Linked DNA regions of Homo sapiens: region 2 is linked to region 1. The links are chromatin contacts, found by Hi-C or POLR2A ChIA-PET in ENCODE. All regions are on one chromosome and are shown on one strand. The core of a region is the stretch at or near the end of the contact, and the rest is flanking DNA. Distances in the headings are between cores, read along the strand shown.

Region 1 (3,951 bases), core at 389-2,888:
AAAGTGCGAAATGTTTATCTCAGGGGTCCCCTAAAGCTTTATTAATGTGAAATGCCCACTCAATATTTAGTACTACTGTACATTCTTAGACACTTAAAGCTAAAAAGAATCTTGGATATCTAGTCAAAATCTTCCTCAGCTTTACAAATGAGATTTCCAAGGCTCCAGAAAACAAACAACTATACAATGAGAAGCCATCCTAAAGCTCTGAGTTTCCGGTTTCACCTGCAAACTCAGAAAATGCCAATTAACTGTATGTGCAAAGGCTTAACTGTCTAGTCTCTCCAACAAATTCATCTACTTTTTTTTTTTTTTTTTTTTTTTGAGACGGAGTCTCACTCTGTTGCCCAGGCTAGTGTGCAGTGGAGCGATCTCGTCTCACTGCAGCCTCTGCCTCCCGAGTTCAAGCGATTCTCCCACTTCAGCCTCCTGAATAGCTGGAATTACAGGCGCACACCACAAGCCCAGCTAATTTTTGTATTTTTAGTAGAGACGGGGTTTCATCATGTTGGCCAGGCTGGTCTCGAACCCCTGACCTCAGGTGATCCACCAGCCTCGGCCTCCCAAAGTGCTGGGATTACAGGTGTGAGCCACCGTGCCCGGCCTCATCTACATTTTAAATATACTCTCGGAAAGACCCCAGAAGTGTTTGTTGACTGAGTTTACTAATTAAGATTCAATATTACCAAATATTGAAATTCCCCAAGTTTGTACTTTTAGGTGGCTTAACTAACATTTTCTTACTGTGGTCACCTAAACCCGAACTTCCAGTTCTACCAGTTTTAAAAGATGAACGATAGCAAAAACAGTGAGTAATGAACCAAATGATATCATTTAAAATGTTGTCATTAGCCTGCAACGTTCTGTGAGGAGTCTGCCCACTTCCGCCAGGTTTTCAGTCCAAACATCTTTGACATAAAAGTTCATTATGCTGCACAATCGCAGAATCTTAGCTCTTAAAGCCGAAATGAGGCTTGGAGCTCTAGTGAATACCTCTCTCGTTTTACAAATGAGAACCCAGACAAGTTGAGTGATTTGTCCAAGGTTCCCACCCAGCCACTTAAAGTGGCAAAGACATTACCGTAAAATTCTCGACCACGACCAACGAGCCCTGGGCAATCATTAGCAGTAGAGGTTCCTGAAGAACCTTAGGGAGACCTGGCAGGAGTTGTGGGTCAAGAGAATGGTACTTCCACCGACAATTCCTGGGCACTGTCTGAGCTTCATTCCCTGATTCCCTGAGAGGTCGCTGGGGAAACGCTCGGGCCAAGGAGGGGATACCCCTGCTCAGACAGCGACCCCGCTGGGTTCATGGCGGGGATGGCCAGGCCCAAAGAGAGAAAGAAAACAACCAAAGAGTGGACGTTGGTCTCAGGCCCGGGGTTCCGGAGACCCCAGTCCCTCGACCCACCCGCCTGAGCCAAGGAACCCAGCGCGTCCGCCCTAAACGCACCCTCAGCCCCAACCTACTCTGGAGACCCTCCGACCCAACTTCCGGGCTTCGAACCGGGTCGGTTTCACCCCCTCCACCACCCGCCACGATCCCACGCGCGCAGAACAGCCCCATCCGAAAGCGGCCCAGAGCGCTGGAGAGGGGCGGCGCGACGCGCACTCACCGGTGAGTTCCATGGCCGCCAGTGTCCGGACCTCCCGCGGCTGCAGCCGGAGTCCCTCCCTGCTGTTCCGCAGCACCAATCTAGGGCGTCCGCGCCCAAGGGCCGCGCCCCCGAGGCAGCCAATCACAAAGAGGCGCTGAGGTCACGTCCGAGAGAGACGCTCTGTCGTCCCCACCCTTAAGCGCGAGATGTAACGTCAGCGCGCGCCTGCGCCCGTCTCCTAGAAGCGGCCGACGGTAGGGTGGGTGCTCACCCTGGTTTCCTGGTTACAGCGTCTCTATTCCGGACGCCAGTTCTCTGCGCGCTTGCTTCTGATTGGAGAGACTTTTTGTTTGTAATCAGCTGTGCCACGGCAAAACCGTGCCGGTTCTTACCGCTCTGGGACGTTTGCCAGATAAATAAATAAAAATACACAAAAAGTCAAAACAGATGAAACTATGAAGTTTTAATTTCAGATAAAGCACAAATGATGTTTAATACAAGCATGTACCAAATATTGGGGACTTCACTACACATTCGTTTTTTATCGGACATGTAAATTTAACTAGACATCCTGTTATTTATATGGCAATTCTACACTCTGAGGGAAACATACGAGGTCTGATCTGAAATATCAACTCCCACTCGACTGGTTCAACTAGTTACGATGGTGCTTGACTAGGAAGCTAAAGAATCAGTGAGAGTGGTATGACGGTCATCCATGCGTCACAGCTGGTACTTGGAATCCCCCATCCCTGCCATACGTGCGTTTTCGAGAAGAAATTCCTTTCTGAGTACCATCACAGCCACCGTTACTGGCACCCATTTTATTAAGCCTAGTGTAAGCCTATTCATCCCTGAAAATGTCTGCTCCTTTCTGATGCTTTCCCCAAGCCTCCAGAGAATGAAATACTCTCACTTTTTAATTTTAATAGTACTTTGGCCACATGCTGGCCAAAGTATAACATTTATCAGATGATATTCAAGTTGTTTGCCTGATTGCATTCTCCCTCCTCACCCTGATCCTTGATTACTTGTCTCTTGAGATCTCACATGGACTTCTTTCTGAAAACGGAAATTGTATTTGCTTGTTAAATGTCTGCCTTCCCTGCCAGATAGTAAACTGAGGCAGGATCTGTTCTTGGTAATGGATGTTGAGGAAGTTTTAGTTTAATACATGAATTTCTTTACCCAATGTCAGCACACTCCCTGACACATATTAGATGCTCACAATAAAATGTATTGACAGTATTTCGTGGAGTGTACCTTATACAAATTACAGTGCAATAACATCATTGAAAGAGCATTTTAGTTGTGAGATTTGAAGCGAATTAATGAGTTGATGAGTAAGACTAGAGTAGCAATCGATACTTTGCCCTGTGTTAATATTGATGAAGCATCGGAGAATTACAGTGATGAAGACTCAAGGACACTTAATTAAGCTTTATAATTTGTAGTTGGTTTCACAGATAACAGCGACATTACCAGATAGGTACAGCATTTGGCCTCCTTTCCATTTTTGTAATAGGTTTTAAGACAAAGAGTGGGGGTAGAAATCCTGGAAGGTATAAATGAGGGTTAAGCCTCACTTATTGAGCCCCTGGTTTGCCCCTGCCATAGTTCTGATCACAGTACACGTTTGAAATTCCACCATGAATCTTTTTTCAAAATATAACAAATATTTCTTATTTTTATCATCAAACATTTACTGGATGTCTGCTCTGTAAAAGGCCTTGTGGGGAATACAAGAAATATTAAGCATAGTCCCTGTGTTTCAACAGCTTTTTATTTTTTCTAGCTTTTCCTGTACATGTTATCAATAGTCAAAAGAAATCCACCTTTCTTAAAAGGTTCTTTGTGTTTCAAATATAGAATAGGCTGACCTTTATAAATAGATATTAATAGAGGCACACTGTTGCTGAGTCTCTGTGGGGGAGGGCGTTGAGGAGCCTGCAGGCTGTTCCAACAAAGTCTGAAAACATTGAACATTTATTTAAAGCTCCAGCTTCTGTCCTAGGCACTGAGCATTAAAAGATAAATAAATCATGATTCCGACTCCCAAGGGTTCATAATCTCACCTGGGTACATGACTTCATTTATAGTCAGTTAAGTAAAGGTCTCCATTTAAGGCTATATTCTAAAAAGTCAAAAGAAATTTGTAGTAGCAAGATTAAGATATAAATCTGGAGATGATTCTAATTATGGTGTCCTGCCTTAATGTATGGTCTCAAGGTATGTCTTGAGAGAATTTTCTCCGGAACCACTAAAATTAGACTAAGATACTTACATGCATTATATTCTGATTGCACTTAATAAAATATGAGGGCAATTGGTACCAGTTTTAGTATTAAACGAC
Region 2 (4,248 bases), core at 914-3,413, 1.4 Mb before region 1:
TGGAGTGCACAGTGGTGTGATCTCGGCTCACTGCATCCTCTGCCTCCCAGGTTCAAGTGATTTTCCTGCCTCAGCCTCCCAAGTAGCTGAGACTACAGGTGTGTGCCACCACACCCAGCTAATTTTTGTATTTTTAGTAGAGACGGGGTTTCACCATGCTAGCCAGGCTGGTCTCGAACTCCTGACCTCAGGTGATCCACCTGCCTCGGCCTCCCAAAGTGCTGGGATTACAGGCATGAGCCACCGCACTCTGCCATATTGACAATTTCCTATGTTTGCTCTAACACAGGAATTACATAGAGATAGAAGACAGGGTAATCTAGAGTTTTAAAAATTAAATAAGAGAAATTGTGATGGTTCAGTTCATTAACTTGATTTTACCCATGGAAACACAAATAAAGAACATTTATTCCAGATGACTGAGTCAACTGCTCAGCAGACATGTTTTCATTTGTAGAAAAAGTCTGTGTTTGCTTGTGTTAAGTATATACAATACACAGACTCAACACAATTGGGCTCAGTCTGTAAAGTCCCACTGGCCTTGAGATTTGTTAGAGTTGTGTACTTTAGATACTTTTCTTCTTCAGAGTCAACACATTTTTAAACCACCTTAATTGACCCAACACACTTTTTCTCCCTTCTGTGAATGGATCAGTATTATCCAGGTGACATTTACTTACTGTCATAATATCTTCCAAGACAGACTGTGGTTAAACTCACAAATACCTCCCAGGAGCAAATTGCATCTTAATAAATTTCATTTAACCTGAGAGTAAAATTATACTTGACAGAAAAAAAGCTCTCAAACAACCCTTCTTCAGATGAGCTACTTTTATCTCTTGCTACTGTTTTAAATTATTCATATACAAACTGACTATATTAACACATTAAATAATCCAGATGCTGCCACATGTACATCCCATGAAACAGGAATGGTTTGTTAATAAGCATACCTAGATCTACGCATCAATCTATCTGTTACTCTCTGGAGGGGAAAATCCTCCACAGTGAATTCTTGATTATTTCTGTTGTTTGAAAGAATCTTCAATCTGTGGATAATATTGCACTACTTCCCTACCCAGCTGCAAGTCATATTCAGAAGGCCAAAGGAATGTCCCAAGTTTGTTCCAAAAATGTCCAGATGGGCTCGCTCGAACACCACTCCAATAAACAGTGCCAGCCAGGCGTACACAGCCTGGTCAGCCCACCCAATTCCTGCCCAATAAGGGACAGGCATTCCCATCCTTCAACCAGCAGGGTCTCCTTTGCTACATGTAAATCTCCTCTGACAGCTCATGACTCCAAAAGTGTTTTCCTTTTAATCTGCTTAACTGCATTTCTTTATATTACAATTAACTTACTTCCCCATATCAGTTAGAGTAATCTATTAATGTCAACTGCAGAGCTTGACCACTACAAACTATTTGGGGCTATCACATTGAATTGAATATCACTCTTGCCAAGGAGAGAGGGTATCTGTATTTGTCCATGCTGCTTTACTGGGAGTAAGTGTGTGATTTCCTTTAGGCAAGGGTTTCCAACCTCAGCACAATGGATATTCTGGGCCAGATAATTCTTTCTGATGGGGGCTGTCCTGTGAATTGTAGACTATTTAGCAGCATCCCTGGCCTCCACCCACTAGATGTCAGTAGCATCCTCTAGTTATAACGACCAAAAATGTCTGCAAGACATTGCCAAATGGCCCCTGGGGAACAAATCGCTTCTGAGTGAGAACCACTGCTTTCGGCTTTCTGAAATTCTTAAAATAGTTTGAGAGCTAGTTTTAATTGCCTCTGTGTATTCTTAGGCTACTGCTGCTCAAAGTATGGTTCTGGGACCAAGCAGTGGCTGTATTACCTGGGAGTTTGTCAGAAATGCAGAATCCCAGGCCTACTTGAATGAGAATCTGCAATTTAACAAGATTCATGGGTGATGCCAATGCACATTAAAGTGTGAGCAGCACTAATCACCTTGGTTGGAATCTATAATTTAGTATCTTAGAAAGATGATGATTTGGAGCGAAAGGTGCCAACTAGGGCTGACAAGCCAGAATCATGTGTCATTCAACCATTGATTTCTTTCCATTTATGTTTGGTTTGATGTGTGCTCTTTATTTCTTTATATAGAGAAACTGGAAGAAGGGAAATCATGTGCTACCTCTGAGGCCTCGCTTTCTCACAGAGCTTAGCTCTATGTGAGTCACCTGGCTGTGTCATCCTGTCGGGCTCATCATAAGATACTAGGAATCACAGCCCAGACAAGGGGGCTTGTCTTCACAAACTCAGGTATATGCTTCTAAGGTAGCATGATACTAATTTTAAAAGCGGATCTACATATTAAAAATAACTGAAGATACAGAACATGCCTTTTCAACACAGGCAAGATCACCCCAATAGGATGAAAATGACTTCTTGAGGGGCAAAAACAACTTTACTCTTTAATGCATATAAAGCACAAATATACACACAGCACATAGACAGATATGCAGTGTATCTGGGGTGTTAAGACTGCATAGGGGCTGGGCATGGTGGCTCATGCCTGTAATCCCAGCTCTTTGGGAGGCTGAGGTGGGCAGATCACTTGAGCTCAGGAGTTCAAGACCAGCCTGACCAACATGGTGAAACCCCATCTCTACTAAAAATACAAAAATTAGCCATGCGTGGTGGTGGGCGCCTGTAATCCCAGCTACTCAGGAGGCTGAGACAGGAGAATCACTTGAACCCAAGAGGTAGAGGTTGCAGTGAGCCGAGATGGTGCCACTCCAGCCTGGATGACAGAGCGAGACTCTGTCTCAAAAAAAAAAAAAAAAAAAAAAAAAAGATTGCATAGGGAGGCAATTAGGAAAAAAAATGCTTAAAAAGTCTCCCAGGTTGTGGGGTGATAAAAAATTAAAAGGTTGAAAAAAATGGATACAAAAATGTAGCCTGGGTAAATGGATGGATTGTCAGCAGCAACCCACAGGAACCCACTAGTAGTCTATTTGTGTCAGAAGACAGAAACACGCAAGTATGGAATGGGAAAGACGATGAACAACAAGGACCAAGAACAGTCTGGAGCCCATGTTGCTGTGATCATACCTCCAGATGGGCTGCTCCTCAGTGGTGACTCGCAGCCCAGTCACTTAGGAGCTGTACGGACATTGAGCAACTTTCACTCTCTCCATGCCAAAATTCCCTACCACCCGAACAGGTTGACATGAGAATGAAATGCAGTCATTATTGGAAGGCATCCAACAGGACCTGGCATAAAGCTAGTTTTCATGAAATGTTAGCTCTTTTCCCATTAATCATCCTCTCCAGTTGTAAGATTTTAAAATGTCATTAATTTTGTTCCTTGAGCAAATCTACGCCTTCTTGTGTGGATTCTGAATAAATCATAAGTAGAACTTCATTATATGATAAAGTATTTGTAAATAGATGAGACTGTCTTATCCTGAAAATAACTCATTTAATAGAGTGAAGTTAGATGGAAGGTTTAGTCCAAAAGCTTCACACAGTCACTTGTTCGGTAATGCCTCATAGGTGGTCCTAAAAATCATCACTCTTTGCAAAATGCACAATAAAAAACACAGGGCTTATGGGAAAAATGGGGTTAGGAAAGCAACACTCAAAAATTTAATCAGTGACATTTACAAAAAGATTGCAACCTAATAAAAATAGTAGCACCATTTTACACACATTAAATAGTTAAGAAATACATAAACACAACAATAAATGTGTCACTTCGCCTAGAAAAAGGCCTGAAGTTGGCTGTGGGGTGGGTGTCGGAAGGGCTGCGGTTGGTGAGTTACTGGGAAGGGCTGGAGGGAGGGTTACCCGAAATTGGAGGGACAGTCATAACACCAGGTATGGACAGGTGTGGCTCTTAACACGCGGGGTAAACTGAGGTAGCTGTAGACATATGAGGTTGTGCCACGTGCGTGTTTTGTGTATTCTGACGTCATGTAGTTCAGGTGGGCGCAGTTTTCTGCATTCACCTAATGTTTCAGCAAGAAAAAATGGTATTAAGCAAATCCAAGATTCTGATTATGCACACATTGTTCATGGTTTCAAAGCAAGCATTACAGGAGAACTATCTGCCTGCTATATTCCAAAGCTGCTTAACTTTTAAATCTTGGATAGTCTCTAAAAAAAGCGGGATCTATTTTCTAAAGGATGTTTTAATTCAGAATCAGACCCATCAACTATAGTCTCAAGCCTGCAAACGGAACTCTCTAGCCCATTTTTCTCTGACAAGGCTTCCAACTAA

The links. Hi-C counts contacts between places; a loop is a spot of excess contacts on that map. ChIA-PET counts read pairs that join two places held with the same protein, here RNA polymerase II (POLR2A). Pooled maps may share reads with other maps.
Region 2: a pooled map shows a loop between it and region 1 (5-fold over the local background). The contact joins the enhancer-like site here to the promoter of PIGA in region 1. A Hi-C loop is called at or near these places in 1 of 50 pooled maps. POLR2A ChIA-PET finds 5 or more read pairs at or near these places in 2 of 52 experiments (A549 and activated CD4-positive, alpha-beta T cell).

Annotation. Positions count from the first base shown.
Region 1 is chrX:15,333,885-15,337,835 of GRCh38, forward strand. PIGA (phosphatidylinositol glycan anchor biosynthesis class A) reads right to left here and starts at 1,639. Exons shown (of 6, transcript NM_002641.4): 1 at 1,617-1,639. RefSeq lists enhancers at 1,391-1,440, 1,491-1,570.
Region 2 is chrX:13,896,613-13,900,860 of GRCh38, forward strand. It overlaps a transcript of GPM6B not described here. Among named protein-coding and RNA genes, the nearest start is that of GPM6B, 82 kb to the left of the region's middle. Within about 2 kb of position 2,164, at least 3 of the 41 ENCODE cell types and tissues checked have a DNase peak (open chromatin) inside an H3K27ac peak, as active enhancers do.